3 separate regions of the Mus musculus genome follow, and all the other regions are linked to region 1. Evidence: chromatin loops called from intact Hi-C (ENCODE). Cell type or tissue: left cerebral cortex. All regions are shown on one strand.

The links. Peaks named below come from ENCODE experiments on the same cell type or tissue, not always from the same donor. Only the 100,000 strongest peaks of a DNase experiment are listed, where the experiment ranks them.
Region 2: it touches region 1 in a loop (3-fold over the local background); 6 of 42 quality-filtered maps call a loop at or near these places.
Region 3: a loop joins it to region 1, with 5 times the contacts of the local background. A loop is called at or near these places in 14 of 42 quality-filtered maps.

Annotation. Positions count from the first base shown.
Region 1 is chr13:54,050,937-54,058,936 of GRCm38, reverse strand. It overlaps Drd1 (dopamine receptor D1), which reads left to right and starts at 3,279. Exons shown (of 2, transcript NM_010076.3): 1 at 3,279-3,376; 2 at 4,324-7,754. The coding sequence starts at 4,744. The coding sequence ends at 6,084. In left cerebral cortex, a CTCF peak has its summit at 3,183 (motif pointing right); DNase peaks (open chromatin) are centred at 3,706, 4,631, 5,350, 6,979 and 1 more place; H3K4me3 peaks cover 5,008 bases; H3K27ac peaks cover 1,816 bases.
Region 2 is chr13:53,431,077-53,439,076 of GRCm38, reverse strand. Gm2762 (predicted gene 2762) reads right to left here. Exons shown (of 8, transcript NR_037991.1): 5 at 6,455-6,631; 6 at 4,281-4,383. Among named protein-coding and RNA genes, the nearest start is that of Gm38564, 16 kb to the right of the region's middle. In left cerebral cortex, no CTCF peak of the experiment used is centred here; no DNase peak of the experiment used is centred here.
Region 3 is chr13:53,807,814-53,815,813 of GRCm38, reverse strand. No RefSeq gene overlaps it. Among named protein-coding and RNA genes, the nearest start is that of Gm34439, 24 kb to the right of the region's middle. In left cerebral cortex, a CTCF peak has its summit at 3,760; DNase peaks (open chromatin) are centred at 3,751 and 4,494.

The DNA of each region.
Region 1 (8,000 bases):
TGCAAACCTGGAAGCTTTTGTGAACATAACAAAAGGTTAGGAAGAAATAAAAAGATAAGTAGTAGAGGAGACACAGTGGAATCTGGCTAAGGGGTGAAGGGCTTGCTCAGTGTCTGAGAGGTTGCAGGTTTAACTCACCACCACAAAAGACAAAACTCAAACCAAACCTCACCTAAGCCTATAAAAGAGGAAGAAGAAGGAGAGAACCATAGTAAATATGGTGGCCACTCTAGCTGCCAATTTTTACCCAAAGGGACACATGTTGATTTAAAGTTGTATGATAGCTATGGAAGATGAAAACAGGACATGGGATTAGGGATTTATTGTCTGTAATGAGCAATGTAGTCACTTGCTGAAGATCAAGCTATCAACACTCTTCGCTAACACTGCAAGCAACCATTTTAGGTAGTTAGTAAGCCAGTTTTAATAATCCCAGAAGCTGCCTACGTATAAATTTTGAGAACACTTGACAGTGCATTCGTCTGACAGTGCCTTCTGTATTCACTGACGTTTACAGTCCTAAAATAAAAAAGTTATTGAAAACATCTTTTTAACCTTTACCTCCTCACCGTGCATAAATCACAGTGTACCTACAAAGACTTGCTGATTTGGGAGACAAAGATGCTTTTGTGTTTGTGTCTACATTCCCAGCATGATCAAATGCTAATATCTGCTTGCATTTATATTCATGTTCTTACTGTTTGTAGGGAGATTTCTAAAGAATAAATTGGAAGATTTGCTTCACCTTGACTCCCAAGGGGGAGGGGCACAGAAACCAAAACAAAAACCAAATTTCTAGCCAAACTTTGAGATCCCCATGATGTCCACACTGTGCATGTTTGAAATCCTGAGATTTAAGAGACCTTCTATCCATTCCTGTCCTCCTAGGGACTGGGTTCACATGCCAGTGAGCTAAGCCTGACAGGAAAGGGTCCTGGGTGCCTGTTTCCAAATGACAGGACCATAGAGAAATAATCCAACACACTCATTTCCCACGAAGGAGAAACAATTCAACTCTTTTGGAGTAATTCTCTCCCTTCTCCCATCTCTGCTGTTCACAGGCGTCTTCTCTTTGCCTGTTGATTTCTTCAGGAAAGTAGACAGCCTGATGCTTGTATATCAAAATGGCTGACATTTTCCTGGGGTGGAGAAATATCATGAGCAAAGCGATAACTGACATTGAAGAAGAAGAAAACAGGTTTGGGCTGGTTAGAGGCATTTTCAACCAGAGATCTCTCTGAGTAGCTACGAGTGTTGGAAGAAACCAAGGTTGTCCAGTGCACCACGACTAGCCTTTCCTCCCATTCTATATGAATTCTTCTGCTGCGGACTGGCATTGCAGGCAAAACGATGCCACCAGAGGCAGCTTTAGTATGGCTGTCATTCTACTTTAAAGAGCAGTGGCCATTTTCCAGAGTCCTTGGCAAGTCATTAGGGGAAGTCTTACTCCTCAAATTGCCCTCAGGTCACCTCCAGCTTCCTTGTTACAATCCTAAGTGTTACTACATTGTTGCTTCTTCTTCAAGTGCTAGCTGGAGGAGCACTTTCCCTCCCTGAGGGAGTCCTCCCTCCTCCAGCGTGCTCAGTCCTGCCCTAAAGGATCCCTAAAGTTTCCACAGCTTCCTGCGCGTCCAGAGGGCCCTTTGTCCTCATCTTCCTCATTTCAGGGAATTGCAGGGTAGGAAGAGCAAGAGGAGTTGCAATTCCAGACTCACACAACCATCTTGGACTGGAAACATCCTCTAATTTGTGTTCGCTGGTCAAAAATGAAGAAGTATGGTGAAACAAAGTTCCAATTGCGTAGAGAGCGACTGCTTCAGGGATGAGAATCCCCTGAGGGTTTTACCCTGTGCTGACTCACGGCTCTAAAGCAGAGTTTCTCAATGTGTGAATTTTGACCCCTTATGTGTATGTGTGTGTGTGTGGGGGGGGGGGGGGTCACATAACAGACAGCCTGCATATCACATATTTATAGTATGATTTATAACACTAGCAAAATTACAGTTATAGAGTGCAACAAAATAATTTTTTGGTTGGGGGTTGCCACATATTGCAGCATTAGGAAAGTTGAGAGCCACCATTCTAAAGGCATGTGGTTCTTGGGGTATATGTCTGATCACCAGTCTGTGGAACTTGGTGTGTGGCAGCAAGACTGCCAGTGGGAGGACAAACCGGGAGCACAGGTGGAGGAGGACTGGTGTCAATCATTTGACTACATCCAAAACCAAGATATGATTTCTGCTGGCTAATTAGGAGAGCTATTTAGGTTGTATAGAGAAAATTCGGGCATTCAGTGTGGTGTGTGGTTCTCATGGAGACAAGACTACTACCTTTTTTTTTTTTTTTTTTTTTTTTTTTTTTAACTGGTCTCTGAAGAATTTCTGGCCACCAAGGACTGACTGAGTCCATATCTGGTCCCAACTCTTAAATAAGTATTTCATTTAATTTTTACATCAGTAAGCACAGGAGTCCAGGCAAAGTGATTTCCAAGTTCCATACTTAATCTCTTTTCACACAGATGGGAAGGCACTCTGGGGCTGCGTCTATGCACTAAACGTCTCTGAGGCCACACATTCCTGTCTCTGCTTTATCCCTGTGCTAATTGTTTAGATAGTGGGCTCCATCCTAGACACGGCTGTGCAAGCGACAGTCAGGCAGACAGGCCACCATCTTCATTAGCTACTGTGTTAACGTGGAGTAGAGCCCACAGTCTTTCTGAGCATCACTGTCCACACAGATGAAATGAAGCTGTGCAAGCCAATAAGGAAGGAGTTTTGCAAGATGTCGAACATCATGAGGTGTGTGTGTGTGTGTGTGTGTGTGTGTGTGTTTAGGGGACACAGAGGCTGCTGAGTTTATGCCAGGTCTCTGATCACTTGCACAATAAGTTGACATGTTGTTCTCACTGCTGCTCCAGCCTTGGCACACAGGGGACACAAAAGGAAAATCATGGCTTAGAGAATAAAATGCTAGCCAAAGGGACTTCTTATTCTTGTGAGTTTTTAGGGGCATTTCAAACGAGGGAGGCTAGAGCGCGGAAGACCTGCCTCTCACCGTCCAGATTCTGGCAGAAGGGGACAGGGAAAAGCATGGTCGAGGCCCTGCATCTTGGTTACACACACTGGCTGAGGCCCCTGTGATCTGAACCTGCTAGGGCGCAGGCGGGGTGTAGGAAACCAGAGGCCCCGGCAGAGGGCGCCGGGTACCTGCTGAGAGTGCGGCACCGTGTTTGGGGTGCTTGTGGGGCGCGGGTCACGGGCTGCACTCGTGAGTTGACCGCAGAAGCGCCTTGGCGGGCGGAGCGCGGAGAGCAGAGCGAGCGGCACAGGAGAGGGCGCAGGGTTGGCGGAGTCGGGGAGCGTGGTCTCCCAGATCGGTGAGCACTCTCGTCCTGGGGCTTCCCGTACCCCTGCTGCGGGGCACTCAGTGACAACTCAGCGACGTGGGCAGTGTCCAGGACTAGCAGGGCGTGGGTGTGGGTAGGGTCAGCTCTGACCCCGAGCTTTGGGTGGAACTTGGAGTTGACCCGGAGAGGCGCTGAACGAGAGTTTGGTTTACTTGATTTGAGCATCAGGATTTGTTCCTCAGGTTCTGTCTTGTGCCAGGGTCCCCCGGGGAGGGGTGGGGGGATCAGGTAGCCAGAGAGGGCACAGCGATTAGGTAGGCGTCCCACACCCCTGCTCCAGCTGTGCCTTCAGTGAACCACGTGTGGCTGTCGCCCGCCACTCTGCCTGTCAAGCTCAGCCCACCACCGGGGCCGGGAGGGGACGCGGAGGCGGGGTGGGCTGTGCCCCGCTGGAACCCAGCCGGCCGGTGCCCTCGCTCGCTCGAGCTGTTGTGCTTGCCTGGAGCTCCTGCCACTGCTGACAGGGAGCGAGCGGGTGGCTCCCCAAGGAGGCTCAGGGTCCTGCCCTAAGAACGAGGAGCCAAAGGGGTGCCCAGAGCTGGGCTTCCTCAGACAGGACAGAAGCTGTTCCAGTCCTGGAGGTTCCTCTCCCAAGGAAGCTCCGAGAACCCTCCTGGGGGCGGGGGCAGCAATCTGTAGGTGGGCAAGGTAGCAGGAGGGGCGCCGCTTCCCTGGCACCTGGCCTGGGATTCCTTTCCCAAATCCATCCCAGAGATTTTTCTGCATGAGGAGGGGGAACACTTGCTCTGCTGGAGGGACTCGTTGAGTCCAGGGGTTTTGGGAGAAGTGACTCTAAAGCAAGGTAGGTGGTCTTGATGGACTTGTCCAGGGGGTGATGGGCTGAGATTTTGTGTAGCCAAATAGGAGGTCTGCACAGAGTATTGGTGAACGACTTTGTGTTTCCCTTTGCTTTTTAGGGCATTTGGAGAGATGTGGCACCAGGGGCTTGAAGGAGAAATGCATGTATTTTAGGCTGTGTCTCAGAAGAAGAGGCAGCATCCCCGAAAAGTGACTGAGATTGACCAGGAAGAGGCCCCAGACTCTTAGAGTATGCTTAAAAGCCTATGCATTCCTTGGGGAATCTAGGGACCAGCGGATGCCAGGGAACAGCGACCTGGAGCACTGAACCCAGAAGACAGGTGGAAAGCAAGCGGCTCTTCTTCCTGGTATGGCTTGGATTGCTATGGAGATGCTCCTGATGGAACACCATTGTGCTTTTGTCCAGACAGCAACTGGGGCTGGAGAAGGGGCTGGGTGGTGAGTGATTGGGGGAAGTCTGGCTAAGCCTGGCCAAGAACGTGAGGGCTAAGCCACCGGAAGTGCTTTCCTTCTGGAAGATGGCTCCTAACACTTCTACCATGGATGAGACTGGCCTGCCAGTGGAGAGGGACTTCTCCTTTCGCATCCTCACAGCCTGTTTTCTGTCCCTGCTTATCCTGTCCACTCTCTTAGGGAATACCCTTGTCTGTGCCGCTGTCATCAGGTTTCGACACCTGCGGTCCAAGGTGACCAACTTCTTTGTCATCTCTTTAGCTGTGTCAGATCTCTTGGTGGCTGTCTTGGTCATGCCCTGGAAAGCTGTGGCTGAGATTGCTGGCTTTTGGCCCTTTGGGTCCTTTTGTAACATTTGGGTAGCCTTTGACATCATGTGCTCCACGGCATCCATCCTTAACCTCTGTGTGATCAGCGTGGACAGGTATTGGGCTATCTCCAGCCCTTTCCAGTATGAGAGGAAGATGACTCCGAAGGCAGCCTTCATCCTGATTAGCGTAGCATGGACTTTGTCTGTTCTCATATCCTTCATTCCAGTGCAGCTAAGCTGGCACAAGGCAAAACCTACATGGCCCTTGGATGGCAATTTTACTTCCCTGGAAGATGCCGAGGATGACAACTGTGACACGAGGTTGAGCAGGACATACGCCATTTCATCCTCCCTCATAAGCTTTTACATCCCCGTAGCCATTATGATCGTCACTTACACCAGTATCTACAGGATTGCCCAGAAGCAAATCCGGCGCATCTCAGCTTTGGAGAGGGCAGCAGTCCATGCCAAGAACTGCCAGACCACCACAGGTAATGGAAACCCTGTCGAATGCTCTCAATCAGAAAGTTCCTTTAAGATGTCCTTTAAGAGGGAGACTAAAGTCCTGAAGACACTGTCTGTGATCATGGGGGTATTCGTGTGCTGCTGGCTCCCTTTCTTCATTTCGAACTGTATGGTGCCCTTCTGTGGCTCTGAGGAGACCCAGCCATTCTGCATTGATTCCATCACCTTCGATGTATTTGTGTGGTTTGGCTGGGCGAATTCCTCCCTGAACCCCATTATTTATGCTTTTAATGCCGATTTTCAGAAGGCATTCTCGACCCTCTTAGGATGCTATAGACTCTGCCCTACAACGAATAATGCCATAGAGACTGTAAGCATCAACAACAACGGGGCTGTGATGTTTTCCAGCCACCATGAGCCCCGAGGCTCCATCTCCAAGGACTGTAATCTGGTTTACCTGATCCCTCATGCTGTGGGCTCCTCTGAGGACCTGAAGAGGGAGGAGGCCGGTGGCATACCTAAGCCACTGGAGAAGCTGTCCCCGGCCTTATCGGTCATATTGGACTATGACACCGATGTCTCTCTAGAAAAGATCCAACCCGTTACCCACAGCGGACAGCATTCAACCTGAATATTGGGTTCTCATCTCTGAAGCTATGAGTTCCCTAGGGCTTGCTGTTAAGAAATTAACACGAGACCCCTCTGCTGCTTTTGGACAGTTACAGAACTTCTCCAACTCACTGACTCCAGTGTATTCTCTAGCCACAAGGGAAATGACTTAGGCTCTGAAATCCTTTTTGAAGCATTATCTTAGGACACTCTATATATATATATTTAAAAAAATAATAGGGCCAAAAGTCAACTGTAAACAGCTTCACTTAAAAATCAAACTTTCCAGGAAGGAAGTGTGAGAGTTGTTTGCTGTATCCAAACAGGTGCTAAAACTGTCCAAGCAGTTTTCAGATTGTAAAGGTAGGTGCATGCCTTTGTTAATTAACTTCTCTGACAATAATTGAGCCTTACAGCAAGAGTGGGATTTCTTTTTTTTTTTTCTTTCTCAGAATTGACAGATGCATTGTTGATAATGGTTTTATTTATTTATTTATTTATTTATTTATTTATTTATTGTATTATATGGATATTTTAAATTTATCATAGTGAACCTATATTTAGCTTATTTAATAGACCGAACCAATGTTAAATCAGAGACTGAACTGTCCATTGTACTAGCACTTCATGAGCCAATGAAACAGTACACATAGACTCTGAGATTCTGAGCTGGGAATGACTTCTGGGAAGGCAGCAAAGGCTGATGTGGTGGTTCCTTAACTCAACACAGACACAAATAAACACAAGGTAAGAAGTGACTAACACTACCAATGCTCTGCCCCTAAAAATATTTTGGAAAGATATGTTTTTTAAAAAAGAAGCTACTATTGTGTTCTGAATGTTTTAAATGGCAGAGGCTTTCCCCGAGGCAAATTTGCACTTCTGTAAATATCTCTGTAAAAGCCAGCTCAAGAAGAAATCCAACTTTAGATTTCTGTCTGAATGTCGAGGAAGAGCATATGCCACTTTGTATTTATGTAAAATAATTGGCCCTCCCTGTCATTTCTCATTTCATGCTTGAAATGGCTTTCTGAAACAAACAAATGACTGTCCAGGATTAAGATGTGCATCGAGGTGAATGAGCTGTAAAGTCACAGGTCACAGCAGCCCCTCCGATAGTTGGGCTCATCGCTGGTTCTTCATCTGCCCAGGTCTAACCAAGCCGGCTGCTCAAGGGGCTACTTTTGTAGTGCTTTAATCCGAATTTAGTATCCTCTCTTAAAAAAAAAAAAAAAAGCTCTTTAATGTTAGTGGTAAACTAGCTAATGAGCTGTGCCTCATCGTGGAAGTATACACTTCTGTTGTTGGTGGGGGGAATAGAAGAACCCCTTCCCGGTGTGTGTTGAGCATCACAAAGCCATCAGCATCACTAGTCACAAATGCTACTTTTTTTCCTCCCTGTGGTTTTGAATCTAGTTTCCAAGTCATAGCCTGGACTGCAAAAAGTACCATCAAGTCCCCTCGGGTGGGGGTATTGCAACAGTGTTTCTTTTGTTGTTTGAAATGTTTACAAGGTGTTCTTTGGAAGCAGCTGCAACATGTGGATAGAACTGAAGGAAGGGCTGACTGGCTTGCTAACAGTATCTCCTGCAGGGGTCTGTGTTACGTACTTTGAATGTTTTCTCAGCTCTACCGCTTGTATGCTTTCTTACATAAAATAAAATTATTTTGTGAATTCAAATCAACCCCAAATGGAGCTCTGTTGCATTTGTTAAACCCATTTTAAAAGCTAGACTGCTTCAGGTAGACAGCTAAGAAAATGGGGAGAGCATCTTTGGATATTCACTCCTCTTTTAAGACAGGGATTTCTCTCCTATGTGCCCTTGGTTGCTTTTGAATGTTTATGTGGAAAACACTGCCACACATGTTTCTTATATTTTAAATGTGCTCTAAGAAGAAACCTTTGTTCACTTGAAAAATTACTCTGCTTCTCTCTCT
Region 2 (8,000 bases), 620 kb after region 1:
TCCATTGGAGAGGCAGAAACAGGAGGATTCCTAAGGCTCGTGGGCTAGCCAGTCTAACCTAACTGGTGAACCCCAGGCTAGTGAGAGACCCTGTTCCATAGGAAGTGGATAGACTTCCTAAGGATGTTACCCAAGGATGTGCTCTGGGACCCATGGGAACAGCACACCCATATTTAAAAAAAAAAAAAAACCGATAATGAAAAGTCCCTGAAGGAACTTCATCACGGATCAACCAGGGGGCAGTGGCAGGCTCACCATCTCTTTGATACAGACTGGCAAATCCAGGAGCCTGGCAGCTAGAAAATTGTCAAGAACTGCTGAGCTGCCTGCCCCTGAGGCAGAGGCCAGAAAGACACCACAGTAGTCGGCCTAGGAAAACACCTTGTGCTGTTAGCACATCCAGAGATGGCCCTGTGCCATTAGCTCCTCGAGAGAGGCTTCTCCGGAAGGGGCTGCGTGTGGTCTGCAGTACTGTCTGTCTGTGTGCTGCCAGAGAGTTAGCATAGCTGACTCAACTGGAACATGCTGAGCAGACCAGCACTGTTGTCCCCGTTGTAGGCAGAGCAGTCCCAGGAATCAAGTCAACTCGAAGGAAGGACAGAGCATGTGAAGATTAACTGTATATTTTTTTTTAAAAAAGATTTATTTTAAAATTGTGTGTATGCATGTATATGTCTGTGTAAAGATATGTCTACATGAGTACAGTTGCCATGAGAGGCCAGAAGAGACCATCAGACTCCCTGCAGCTACAGTTATAGGCAGTTATAAACAGCCTGATGTGGGTACTTGGAACTGAACTGGGTCATCCATAACAACAGTAAGCCCCCAGAACCATCTCTCCAGGCGATCAGAGTTATTTCTGACATGTTGTTTGCTCTGGTGAGATATTCATCCTACAAACAGGACATTATTGCATCCTTGCCCGGAACATAGATAGGTGTGTCAATGCTAGCACTGGGCAGACTCACTCACGTCATACATTCAGAATTTACATGCGTATCCACAGCCCGAGATTATTTCACTCTCAGAGCGCATCGTTAGTGAGAGGGGCTTACGTCATACTCAGGATACTTCTAAGTTATAAAGTTGTCTGCTAGATCCCAGATTTGGGATCTGGCACAGACACTTTTAAAATAAAAAGGTCACCTGTGAAACATCTGTGTTTGAACTTACTGAAACACCTGGAATAAATTCATAAAAATCTGTCTTTCAAGAAGGTTTCCTCTTGAGACTGGGGATACAGCTCAGGTGGCAGTCTGTCTGGTGCAGCATGCATAAAACCCTGGGTTCTACCCTCAGCCCCCCGCTGCCCCCCAAAAGCCAGGAGGGTGGTGCAAGCCTGTAATCACAGCACTTAGGAGGAGCAGCTGACTAACCTGCTGGGAGTGGGGCTCAGTGGTAGAGTAAAGGCCTGGAGTGTTCGAGGCCTTTACTAAGTTCAAATGTGAGTACATAAAAGTATGCAAATGAGGAAAGAGCAGAAGAAAACTATCATTGGAGGTACTTTACTGAGAAAGATGTAAAACTTAAGCTGGTTTTTTTTTAGGGGGTGGGTGGGGAGGTCTGCCTCCCCAGTAATATATTTAGGAACATATCTGCTTTGCGGTTTAAACGATGCAAAGCCATGGGATTCTACCCAACCTCCTGGGAAGGGAGACTTCCCCTGTAGAATGTTCCCATGTTCCTGCTTAGGAGACCTGCTTGACATCTCTGTAAAGAACCCATATTGTCCTTATGTCCCTGCCTTCTGTCATCATGCCACCTGGAACATGAGGTCTTTGTACAGCTGTCTCCAACCTCATATCTGGGTTATGTTTCAGCCATGACACAGACTGCGAGAGAGGAGCTACTTGGTCCTAACTTACCAGGCAAGGAGGCGGTAGGAGGTGAGATAGATTGGGGGCCTCCTGGCTAGCAGGGAAGGCTCCCAAGCAGCATTAATGTCAGGAGGTACACATGTCCTTCATGGACAAGGATGCCGAGAAAATCCTACCACCATACATAGGCCACTTTGGGATCCATGAAGTGAAAGCTCCTTGCACTGGTGCCTTAGGAGAGAGCCATGTCTCTGCTTTGCCGAGTTCTGGACAGTGAACAGGCCTGGTAGCTCCTCTTTCCACCAGGAACCAGCTTCGCACAGTTGCATGGCTCCCAGTGTAAGAACAAGGAGCTTCTGGCCAGGGGGTCCACAGCGTGCAGCATCCACAGCGTGCAGCATCCACAGCGTGCAGCTCCTGCACATCTTACAAAACCGTGCAGCCTCCACGTCTCTCCCTGAAATGGAGTTTTCAGTGTGATTCCATCGGAGAATCACCAAACCAGAGTAGGTAGCAGGAAGAGGCAAGTCACTGGCCCTCTATCAAGCCAGTGCTTGGCTGTGACAAGGGACTCTGGACCTCTGTTTGTACTGGCCCTGCCCTAATGCCCAAATTTAAAAGATCTCAATTACTTACAGTTCCTTAGCAGAGACCCACCACGACTACAGATAAATCCAAAAGAGCTTTGGGAGTAAATTTGTGGATTTAAAAACACTGCCCCAGTATGGTTGGGTTTTGTTGACATTTCCTATTCTAAGGTCAGTTCTAAAATGACTCACTTTACAGACTCCTATGAAGTGCTCAACTTCTGCCCAAATGCTTATGCTAGTCCCCAAAGCTGGCCAGTATTAAATATTTAAAATACCTCCATTTATATATTTGTTCACATGAATTACTCAAATTTTGTAACTCCCATTAGTTAGTTATGTTAAAATATTGGAAGGCCAAGGGTGTGTGTATGTGTGTGTGTGCATATACACATAAATTAAATGACTAATTAATCACACTAATTATATAACAGGATTATTCAGTTGTTTTTCTCATTTCTCATTGTATAATATGGCAAGTATCATTGAGTCCTCATAAATTATATAATTATGATCTGTCAGTTAAAACATTATTTTTAACCATGGTTTCGGTCATCTTTTAACTGGGAACCTGCTGCCTCTTGGAGCAGCAGACTCTTAGGACAATAACTCATTTTGTGGCCCCACACAGATTTTCTTACACTTCATGTATCTTAAGTTTCTCACTGAAACTGAACTGAAGGCAGAATTACCTAGACTGTCCTCAAGTGTGCTTTAACATGACTGCTGTGCACCTTCCTTAAGGCCCTATGAAGGACATGGGAGAATTTAGATGTCTCTAATGCAAATCCAAACACTGGGCCATTATACTTAATCCGTAAATATTAGAACAATGGTCAGATTCTCAGTAAAAGACTTAGATTACATGTGAGCCTTCCTTCTTCTCTTAGGGCCCGGAGTACTTTGACAACAAGAACAATTTAAGGAAACAACAGAATTGCATCCCAAAGCCAGAGACTCATCGTAACAAAATAGAAGACAGAATGAAGTGGCATTGTGAAGAAATGCATGCTGTGTTTCAGACAGCTGCCTGTGCAAGCTCTCATGCTAACTGCTCATGCTGTCCTGCTGTCTCTCTGAGCTCGTCATCCTCCCCTCTCTTCCCTGAAGAGATCGCTGCCAGCAGTGTGCCCTCATGATCCCATAGACTGTGTTCTGGCATGGAGCAGAGCCTGGGCTGGCCCTGGCTCTACCTGTCACAACGCTGTGTGATTAGCGAGGATGTTCGTTGGGTAATAAGGATACCTGATATAAGCACATTTCCTACAACATTGCTGACCTTACTGCCCACCCATGTCAGTTCAGGGAGCAAGGTCAAAATTCTGGTTTATATTGAAGATCAATGTGGACAAATAGTAACAACTAATTAAGCAGCGCCGAGAACGTAACTGTGCTCAGGTGTTGTGTACACACGTTGATTTAGTCCTTACATCGCCATATTGCTGTTACTTCTGTTTGAGATGAAGAAGAAAAGCAAGTGACCGGAGATCCCAAGTGCACCCAGGCCCTCTGCTTCTCAGCTGGCCCTCCACTGCCTGCTGCCAAGGATGAAGTGGTTAAGGGCATCATCTCTGTGATCTCACTGTGCCCTTTGGGGCAATCCTCACAGGAAAATGCTCAGCAGCCTACGTGGGAACCAGAGGCATCCTCTAAGCAACTGCGCGAACATTTCCTCTGCTGATGGTTTTGTCAGTGATCAGGACCAGCCCTGAACAGAAACAGATTTCCCCAACCCAGGGCAACTGTGTTCAAGAAAGCATAAGGTTAGCTTGCTGTCGCTGAGACATTGCTCTTGCTAAGTCTCTGCTGCCAGGAGGCATGAAGGGCTCCGTGGGAAGAGAGACTCCAGGATGTGAAAGAGAAAAGTTAAACCTACCACACGGAAGCAGGTGGCACTCAGTTCATTGGTGTCTCCTCTGCCCTTACAGACACAATCTCTCCCACTCGCAATCCATGGCTCTGTCCTCTTAAAGCTGGCCCTGGGTTAGAAGTGTTGGTTATCACATAAAATATTACAAACCAGGGTGCTAGAGAATTCCAGGAACTCACTGCTCTCAGGTATGCTTGCTAAACCCTGAATGGGGACTCACTCAAACCAGACCGATTCACAGGGTCTCTAAGACAGAACAAGTCTGCCTAACACCACCTGCTTGCCTTAAGGCTGTCTGTCCTAGCTGTTGGTCTCCTGTATTTCCCTGACACAGATGTACTTTAGGGGTTCCCCAGTAGTGGTGACATGCTTCTTATGAAAGGTATGGGGGACAGAAATCAAGCTACTGTATTACATTCATAATCAGCCAATGGATCTTTCTGTGGGCCAATGGGTCAGCATTTGAGAGCTCAGAGACACAGTCTTGAACTTGTATTTCTGATGGGCTGTCTCCAATGTGCTTTTGATGGACACATGGGTATTGTGCACCTTCCATCATTTACACACAATGCTGCTCATTCAATGACCCTGGAAAACATCCTGAGAGGGGCATCCTTAGGGGAGCGCACAACTGTTCAAACTTTAGTGTATTTCCACAAATCTAGCTGGCATACCCTACTGCACGTCCAGGCTACATACCGCAACACGTCACTCCTGGAACTCATACCTTGAAACATGTGACTGGTGACCGTGGCAGGCAATAGAGGCACAACAGTGAGTGTTCATGTGCCCAGACACACGGGCACAGAAAACACCAGGTGGCATTGAGCTTTCAGTTGCATCTTATGGGACCACAGCCCTATATACAGACTGCTCTTAACTGAAGGGTCATTGTGTGGGACAAGACTGCACTAACTCCCCAGTGTATCTATCTGGTGCAGGCCTACTGAGCACTGCCAACAGATCACTGTGGAGAAGACTCTATTTTCAGAGAGCCTGAAAGCAAGGGAACCAGAATAAGGCAGAAAGATCAATTATTACATTCTAATTTGTTCACTTATTTAGAGACTCACTTAACGCACTGCTTGTCCTGCCTATTTGCCAAGCTCAACTTCGCATGCTGCCTGGAACAGAACGGCCTAGAGAAAGAGCTCACACCACGGGTCATTGCCCGTAACAACCCGAGGACCGCCATGTGTGTTTTCCCCACTTTGTGGTTTTAGAGTACAAAATGAGAACGCCAACTGGACTGGGCAGTAAAGCCACTCAGGGTATATCCTGCCTTTGGCATCTCCTCTCTTCAGCTCTCAGTGATGTTGGAGTGCTAATTCCAGAAAGATCTCCATGACACAAGCAATCGAATCATCTAAAGGCATGCCGCCCCTTTGCTCACTGTCAAGGGGACATGGGCTGAGCACTGGTCAAGAATCAGGTCATAGCAACAGACAGCTCCTACAACCCAGGCTCAGGGACCATTGCAGATGAGCAAGCAGAAAGACCGTATGCCCAGAGGATCACAGAGTTAGCGGTGAAATCATATCTCCAGGACTGTCAGAAGCTCCACCTATAATGTCTTACCAACTCGACTGCCTAGACGTGAGAGGAACGAGGATGGCAACAAAGGACGCAACAAAACGGACAGACGCCGTTTGATGCATGCCATGGGATGTGCGCCATTGTTGAGCTGCCTTCTGCGTGTTTCTATGAGGACCCCCCAAATTGATGCTTTTTTTCAACCTTGGTCTGACAAGCTTCTTTTTTTTTTTTTTTTTTCGGTGGGAAGCAGTTAATGCTGAGACTCGTAGCTGACTAAAGTGCTGAGAATAAGAAATGATTGAGGTTCTGGCTTGGTGGTGCACGCCTTTAATCCCAGCACTTGGGAGGCAGAGACAGGTGGATCTCTGTGAGTTCAAGGCCAGCCTGGTCTACATAGTGAGTTCTAGGACAGTCAAAGTTACATAATAAAGAAACCCTGTCTCAACACCCCACTACCACCACCACCAAGAAACTGTGAGGATTCATTCCCAAATGGGACGTCTATGTTAACTATCCCTCGCAAGGCTCAGGGAACATTCCAGAAGAAAAGAACGTGAGATGAGGAGGAATTATGAAAATGTCACCATCTGTGACCATCAGTGAGGTGGCTATCTCACTCACAGACCCAGAACAGCCATGAGTACCTGCACAAAGTCGAGGCACGCACTTTGCAGCATCGATGGAGGTGGGGACTCAGGCAGTTCCACTCTTAGCCACTGGCAACTTACGCCTGCTGGAGGAGGGGAGTCACTTTTCTTCAGCAGTTTGGCAGCTGATGGGTTGTTTGTGTTCCTGTGGATGGCCCCGTGTCCATGGAATCTCTAGGGCAGGAAGGGGAAAAGAGCAAGCCCAGATGCTTTCCTGGACGATGGTAATGACCCGTGTGCTGTTTTCTTTTCTTTCCCACAAATTTCAAGGCAACTTTATTCAAAGCAAACTGACGGAACAGACCAGACACACATGGCCCTTCTGTCCCTTCTTTGTGTTTAATGCACTTGACTTGCACTTTAGTAGGTAGTACTTTACATGGGATTATATTTCTTTTTTTTTTAACTGTAACTATTTCAAAAGATTTATTTTTAATAAATTTAACAAAAGATTTATTTATTTATCTTTGATTTTTCTTTTTTTAAATATTTTTTATTATTGTGTATTTTCCTCAATTACATTTAGAATGCTATCCCAAAAGTCCCCCATACCCTCCCCCCCACTTCCCTACCCACCCATTCCTGTTTTTTGGCCCTGGGGTTCCCCTGTACTGGGGCATATAAAGTTTGCGTGTCCAATGGGCCTCTCTTTCCAGTGATGGCCGACTAGGCCATCTTTTGATACATATGCAGCTAGAGTCAAGAGCTCCGGGGTACTGGTTAGTTCATAATGTTCCGTGTGCTGTTTTCAAGCTGAAATATATTCCTCTGTATGGGACAGGATTTCTCTTCCTCCTCATTCACATCGCGTGATACAAGAAAAATCTGGTCCCTGACAAAGAATCGATGAAGTCAGCCCCCCATACTGAGGTGAAACAATAAGGTTTTCAGATGGACAAGCTAGAACTGCCATTCATTAAGACAAAGAATAGTTAAGTACATTATTGTGACCAGAATCTTATTCATAAACCTCAGTCTTAAAGCATCAGTTCTGGAATGCTGCCACTTGTGGTCATCTGAAGCACCTTAAGGGATGTATACCCGGTGAAAAAAAATCAGGCTCAGAGAGACAGATGCTGCATGGCCTCCCGAGTAACAGCTAAGAGAGCTGGGCACACACAGTCAGAGTGGAGAGGGGATGTGTGTGAGGCTGATTTAAGTTTCCCATGGGCATAAGGACTACGTGACAATGGAGACACTATCCAAGCAGAGGACTGTCACAAAGCCACCGACACACCTCTGCTTTCCAAAAAGCTAAAAAATGATTCAGCAGAAGTCTGACGGCCTTAAGCAAACATAGCAAGATCCACAGGCTCGTTCATGAATAGGCGAGAGAACAGGACCATTGATGACGCAACATAGATTCGTGTCCTGCAAATCAATAATACTATTGTACTTAATTTTTGTGCCTGAAAAAAATGACCAACTTAGCAGAACGTATGTAACCTCTAACCAAACTGTAACTAGATCAGTCAGAAGCAGGAAGAGCAACCAAGACAACAAAGCCATTGTGGGGACCTTGGCAAGCCCATGAGCAGGACTG
Region 3 (8,000 bases), 240 kb after region 1:
CAATTATAGATTGGGAGGGTGCCACGGTGCCAGCTCAGATGAGAACAGGGTATGTGGCTTGTGCTTGCTCCTCTATGCTTGCCTTCTTACACTCAGGATAGGATTTCTGGGGCTTTCCCATCAGCCATGGGTAACACTAGTCCATCTCTTCTCATTGTGTTCATTGTATCGTAGTTTGAAGTTCCCAACCATCTGCCCATTGAAAGCTTAGCTTCTTCTATAAATCAAGCAACAATTGTAAAAACAAGTCTGGGCCAGTTCACTCATTGTACATAATGTTTTCATTAGTTTTTTATTTTAATTTTAATATATATTTAATAACTGTACAAGTGTATGGGGTTCAGCCCATGATATCAATACATATTTAATGGTCAAATTAGGGAATTTAGCATATCTATAACCTCTAACATTTATCATTTCTTTGGGATAACAGCATTCACAGTCCTATTTTGTAGTGATTTTGAAACATGCAACATTACTAATTAAACGGCTTTTGCAGGCATGAGTATGACACACATGGCTCTGGCAGGTCCCAGTCCCCTCTCCCTTGCTAAACATCATTAGATTACATTCCTAAAGCTAGCCAGCACAGTCTATTCCCTTATTTGGCTACTTCCTCCTTCTGAGGCTGACTACCAACATCCAGCTATCGAAGTAGTGAAGTCCAGCGATCAAAAGCCATTGGCTACCATATAACTAGGGAATAACATGCCAGCTACCATAGTTAACATACCCATTAAAAATTAACCAATTTCATACTGACCTGGAGTTTCCCCCTTTTCTTTTATAAATTTCCATTTGCCTATGTGCCTCATCTGTCTCCCTTCTCTCCAGAGGCAGCCCTTTGTCCCTCTAGGGAAAAAAAATATCCCTCCCTCCACCACCCCCTCCTTTCTCCTCCTGTCTCTTATTTCTGCCCTCTGTCCCTCTGAGGTAAGAACTCAGTCTTGGCATGTCCTGTGCTGGTTCCAATTCTTTCACTAACTGTAGCCACCATATGCATCATTTTCCCTCTGACTTCTGTCTCTACTCATTCACAATGGTACCGCTCTCTCTATTTCCTGGCACCTGCCACTCATCCTGCTTTCTCCTCCCACAGCACCAGCCCTCCTACTTCTGTCTGCATGGCTTCTTTTGTCCATGCCTGGCTGATTTCATGTCATAGAACGTCTTCACACAAATATTCGTCTAAGGCTCCCAGAATGTCAACAGCTCCCTATTTTACGTAGAATCAAACTCAAATCCCTCCTTTGGCTTCTAGTGCTCTTTCTGTGGTCCTCGTTCAGCCCACTTCAGTCTCTCCCCACTAACTGCTCCCTGCCCCGCCACCTCCCACCGATGTACAGTGGCTTGTTTCACATTCTCAAGCAGGCCAGAATTACCCAAACGCCACCAGCACCTTGTGCCACTATCCCGCTGGCTCCAAACCAGATGAGAGCACCTGGATTCCTGCCTGGGATGTGTGTTAACCTTCTGTAACCATTAAATCAAGCGGGTACTCGAATAGCAATCTCTAGGGAAGCTTTTAATGTAATCCCATAATCACCTCAGCTCAAATTCCCCTCTGGGCCTGCCGTTCTATGAGCACTAAGAAGGCTCCTCTTGATCTTTTATGATTGACATATCCCAAAGGCCAAGAGGTATACGTGTTTCTAAAGATTCTTCCAGCCCCGTATAGCAAGTCATTTTGATAACACCACGGTGATTACCTCCAGCACAGGTCCTGCGCACAAACCTTACATGTTTGGGCTTTTCTTGGGCTTCAGACTTATTAAAAGCTTCCCTGACTACCTGTGGCACTTAGCCATCTTGTGTGCTGTCTAATACAGTCCTCAGGAGAATTCTCCATGGCAGGCAGTTCTCCATACTATAGTTTTGAAGGAAACATAACGTCTGTGAGATATGGTTTGCTGGGCTGCGTATCTTTATGTGCCAGTATGCCCCTGCTTTTAATTTTGAGGTGTTTATCTTAGAAATTCCCAATGTGTCCTCTGGCTTCCAATATTGGCAAGCCAAAATATTTAGGTAAATTCCCTCCTAAAAACTATGAAACCCCCAGCACACTGAAAACACACACTTACTTAGAAGCACAGATTGGCTGAAAAGTAGTGAGGTTATCTTTTCTCCAAAGCCGACTGCAACCAAACGGAAGGGAAAGCAGGTCACCCCTCCCCCCATTAGACTTCAGATCTCTTGCTAGTGAAGGATACATTGTTTAGGTTGTCAGTGTTGTTAGCTCGATGGGAGTTACAATCATCTGTGGGATGGACCTCTGAGAGCCTCTCTGTGGGGGATTTTCTTGGTTGTGCTGGTTGGGGGTGCCAAGTCTTGTGTGGCATCATTCCCAGGGCAGCAGATCCTGCATGAAATGGCATTAGAGAACCCCAGCTGAACACTAGCATGCATGCATTAGGTCTCAGAGAGTAATAAGGATGCCAGTATCAAGTACTTGAGGTCATTCGTGTTACATTCTAGCAAGGACTCTGGCTACTTTCCCCACTATATCCTGAGAAGCTTAATGAAGCTAATTTGAAAGGTAATGAACCAATTTGTTTGGATGAGGACATTTTAAGCATAGTCGAGGTCTTTAACAGTGGTTACCACACACTGCTATCACCCACGTGTACCGTGAGAAAGAGCAGCGAACAGAATGGGAAGATATGAAAAGTATTCAGTTAGGTGAGAAAAGGAGGCAGAATCTCATTTCTACTGGATAAGGGGTACAGACAGAGCAACTGTAATTACTCAAGTGTGATCACATTTAAGGAGAACTCTTGCTTATGGACTGTGGGAATTTCTTGAGGGCAAGACCCCATTCATCAAAGGTTTCAGCTTGTAAAAATATAAATTCACTTGAAGAGGAGAGAAAGGGGGAGGGAGGGAGAGAGGAGAGGGGAGGGGAGAGAGATTGAGAACTAATTATTCAAAAACAGGTACCCATGGAAGTGTTTTCCTGAGCCTAATCTCCAAAGTACACAGAGGCCACTACTCCTGTGGTATAATCAGGGCCATTGTACATCTTGAGTTGGCAGCAGAATTTGTGACATCATCCACGCTGGGCTAGTTTTGCAGGCATATGAATTTCAGTTTAGGGGCCACAGAGATTTTCGCCATAGAAGCCAGGAAATATGTGCAAAGACCACTGTTCCAGTTTATTTTCTGTTACTATGATAAACCACTCTGATTAAAAGCAACTTAGAGCAGGAAAGGTTTGACTTATACTCAGGTCACAGATCATAGCTGTGCTAAGTCAAGGCAGGAAGTCAATGCAATGGCATGAGGCAGGGACCATGGAGGAACACTACCGTGCTGGCTTGCTGCTGTAGGCTTTTGCTCACCCATCCTCTTACATAGCCCAAGATGACCTGCCCATGGAATAGCACAGCTCACGTGGGCTGGGCTCTCCTACAACAGTTGTCAATCAAGACCATCTCCGTAGACATGGTCACAGGTCAATCTGATCTAAGCAGTACCTCAACTGAGACTCCCTTCTCAGATGACTCTAGGCTGTGTCAAGTGAAAGCTAGCTATGACAGTCATATGCCTTGAAAAAAAAATCTCTGAATGACCATTGCCCAAAGCTATGAAAGTCAAGCCTAGATTTCCACGGATATACCAGGGAATGATTGGTGTTGGGACTGGAACACCTGCTGAGGAAAGCTGTAGGCACAGAGCAGAAATGAACCTTATGGGTTGCAGGAGCCAGAGAGGTAGAGCTAGCCAAGGTCCCTGTGGCCTGGATGGTCTCATCACGACCCCTAGAGACTGGACATGGAATTGCAGTTCTTGGTGTTGGCCTGGCTGAGGTGTTAACTCTTCTGACCTCTGTGCTTCCGTTTTGGGATCAGAGTGTGCGTTCTGTGCCACTGTATATTGGAAACACATAACTTGCTTTTGCTTTTACAGGGGATTGCAAAGAAAAGACTTCAGACTTTTGAACAACATTGAAACTGCACAGATGGGGATGTTTAGGGATCAGCTAGATTCATTTTGCATTATAAGATTAATATGATATTTTATGGGCCCCGGGAGTGGGATGTTAAGACTTAAAGTGATGTATTTGAGTGTCAAGTGGACAAGGAATTAACTTGCTGGGGTTAATGTTCATTTTTAACTTAAACAGATTTAGAATCATCTAGAAGATACAACCCTGGTCGGGCGTCACAGAGAAGTTTAAGGAGGTTTCTCTCCTCTTGAACGCAGGCGGCATCATCTCATGGGCTGCAATCTGAATCTGGCACGTTAGTCCTAAAAGGCACCTAGAGAGCATCAGCCCTTAGTCCACGTTAAAAAGCCACAGAAGCTGGGTTATGGTGGCAGCAAAGAATGCCAGGAGTACCAATAGCAGCGGTGGCAGCAGTGGCGGCGGCAGGGACGAGAGAGATACATTCACCAAGAAGGAGCAAAGCTTTGGAAGCAGGCAGCACTGAGATTGTCACCCATTCAGCTGTCACCCACTCCACTGCCTGCAGGAGAGTGCCGCCCACTCAGCTGGGAGTGGTCTTAGTTCATCCTCCTTCCTGGAAATGTCCTCACAGATCTACCCAGAGGCTTGTCTTAATTAATTCTGCACTGAGTCAAACTGACAATTGAGGCCGACCATCACAATGTATTACAGCGCTCTGCCATGTGATCTTCAGAAGCCCAAAAGAAGGGAGCCAGATGCAGTGAGAAAGGTGGCTAGGAACTTCTCAGAACCATTACAGACATGTTTAGTACAGATTTGAGAAGCTTAACGAGCCCCAAAGCAGATGTTCTTAAAGCCGAGTTCTTAAACCTGAGTGTTGTATGCGTGTCACCTAAAAGCAGGGTCAATGAGAAAACACTTAGAATCAGCTGGCAAAGGCAGATGACTTATGAAGGAAGAATAGACGGAGTTACAGGTGCCCCCCACCCCCAGCAACAGAAATAAAACCAAAATATAGAAAACTATCTTAGACATGCTGAATGAAACAATTGTCAGTGTGTGATTCCATGGTCAGCCAAAAAATTAAGATATTGTGTATAATATATGGAACGTTTTATAAAATATAACAAACACATGTGTGTATGTATAGAGACCGAGAGGAGAAGAGAGGAGAGGAGAGGAGCGGGAGGGGGAGGGGAGGGAGGGAAGAGGAAAGGAGGAAATGGAAAGGGAAGAGAGGTTGGTGATTAGTCACCACAGAACCTCAGTGGAACCCTTGAGGAAGAAAGTGACCCTAATGGCAGCTGTGTGAGGTGAGAAGGCTCAGAAGAAGAAGGAGACACTACATGGCCGGGCAGGTGGAATTTGGTGATTGTATGAAAGAGTTCTATAAATGTCTAAGGATGCTAAGGTTTAAAAGTAGAGTTAGAACATCGCACTACAGTAACAATTATATCAAGGGATGAGTAAATGGAATCCATCTTAAGGTTTTATACAGTCCAGGAAAAGAGTTAGGATTTTGAATAATGCCTACTTTGCAGTTCACTCCATGCAAGGAAAACTGTCACGTAGAGAGTAAAAGCAGTGTTACAGGCTGGGAAGATGGCCCTCTGACAAAGATTATTCTATGCATCAGCGTAAGGATCCAAGTTCAAATCACCACTACCAGGCTGGAGAGATGGCTCAGCGGTTAAGAGCACCAATTGCTCTTCCAGAGGTCCTGAGTTCAAACCCCAGCAACCACGTGGTGGCTCACAACCATCCTTAATGGGACCTGATGCCCTCTTCTTGTGTGTCTGAAGACAGCTACAGTGTACTCATATATATAAATTAAATAAAATCTTTAAAAAAAAAAAAGGAAACAAATCCCCACTACCCATGTAAAACATCACGTGTGGCTGGGCTCACCCACAGCCTGCGTTCCAGAGGGGTCCTAAGCAGGAGGATTGCTGGGGCTTGCTGGCTGCTAGCTTAGTTCTTGTTTTGTTTTGTTTTGTTTTTCAAGACAGAGTTTCTCTGTGTCCCTGGCTATCCTGGAACTCACTCTGTAGATCAGGCTGGCCTTGAACTCAGAAATTCGCCTGCCTCTGCCTCCCAAGTGCTGGGATTAAAGGTGTGCGCCACCACGCCTGACTAGCTTAGTTCTAAGTAGAGTGAGTGGTGCTGTTTTAAGAATACAACGCAAAGAGTGATAGAACAGGATACCTGCCATCCTTCAGTGTCCTGTGCATGAACACATAGGCAAATACTGCACATACACATGCAACACACACACACACAGACACACTCACACACACACACACACACACACAAACATGCGCGCGCGCTAAAAATATCCAAAGCAGTGTGCTGCTTTCAAACTTGTACAGAAGTTCAAAAAAAAAAAAAAGCCATAAAAGAAAACAATCAAAATCAGACGTTAGGGAAATAAAGGAAATAAAACTCTCAGTGCTGGTAGCACCAGGTATCCAAGGGGCTTATCTCAAATCACAAGGAAGGATTCATCGCTGAGAAGCTTTGTCGAGTATTAAGATTGTTACGATGCTTTCTTAACACTTAGAACTCCGGTTTTATAACAGCAAAGGAAATTCTCGGGAGTTTTAAATCACCTCTCACTCTTACATAGGAAAGCAGGGCATAAATGTAGTAGAAGTTTTCTAACATTTCTTCACTTTCACAAGATACCTTCTCTGTGGTTAGACGTGTAAACAGCTACAGTTCCCACCCAGCATGGAACCGGGTACCATCAAGAACCTGGACAACATGGTGCCTCACAGAAAGAGGCTACACTGTCTGTCTCGAGACGAGTCAAAGGGCTCAATTCCTGCTAAGGTCTTCCATTAAGGGGTAAGCCCTGTCAAACCCCTTTAATAACATTTGCCTTTGCTGTTTTCTTTTCAGTTACATGAACTAAGTAAGCTACTGGGGGCTAGTGTGACTGAGTCACTGGGTGACTGCTGTCAGACCTTTCTGTGTATGCACTTGCCTGGAGTAGAAGCTATTCCTGAGCAATCTCTAGAAGAATCTCACCAAAGCATCCTGGACGCACTGGGTACTTCACACGGACCTTGAGGAAGCAACATTCCACCTGCAAGGGCACTACTGTGGCCGCCACAGCTCCTACTGCAGGAAGCCTTGACCCTATCACACCTGCTCCAGTCTGCACCAGCAATGGAAAAGCTCACATCGGTCCTGCCAAGCCATGGTGACCTCCATGGGACCCTGCCTGTAGCTGCTTCGGAGGGCTCCTAGACCTCATGAAGGTCAGGGAGGAGGAACATCCCTTGGTGACACAGCAAAGAGCTTGAGATCACCAGAAAGGACCATTCCTATGTAAAGCCTGTGACGACTTCAAAAGCACGGCCTGTCATTGGACAATACATAAGACCTGTGATGAGCCCATATGTCAGGCAGGTCATGGCTGGAACTAGAAGCTGAGCACATATAAGGCTATTACTGGTGGAATTACAGGGAATTATAAGGGACACTCAGGCTGGATTGCGACCTCCTCATCCAGGCTAGTACAGCGCTAAGCACAGTATTGGCAGGAGTCCCATTGTTTGAGATGAACGTGGAAGACCTGTCTCTAATGAATACCAGATGTTTCTGAAGCAAATGGCAGGGGAGGGGCTGCACTAAAAGGAACTTCCTGGCTTTGAGCCAGAGATGCCTACAGCTCAGGAAAGCTGCATCAGCCTCTATTAGGTGTTAATTAAAAGCTTCCGGCAACAAAAGCTCTGCCGTTAGGGGGGAAAGTTAAAAGTATTTTTAGCAATAGTGTGATAATTGCGTTAATAAACAACATTTATTTTTAGCTGATCATCCATAGAATGGCCTTCAGTTCTGCAGGGAGGAAGAGGGTAATGGAGTTGAAAATGGTTCATTTTAAAATGAAAACCCAAAGAACTGGACCATGTGGTGTCTCCGCCTTGCCTGCCGAGAAGGGCTGTGCGCAAGTCATTTGTTTCTTTTCGGTTTCAATTGGTAAGGTCATTTGAGCGGTGTAGAGTAGTGAGGTATCTAAGGACCAGCTGGACCCCTCCGTCTCCAATTTTCTGTAAAGTAAATCAACTGCACCAGGCATCCCTTGGAG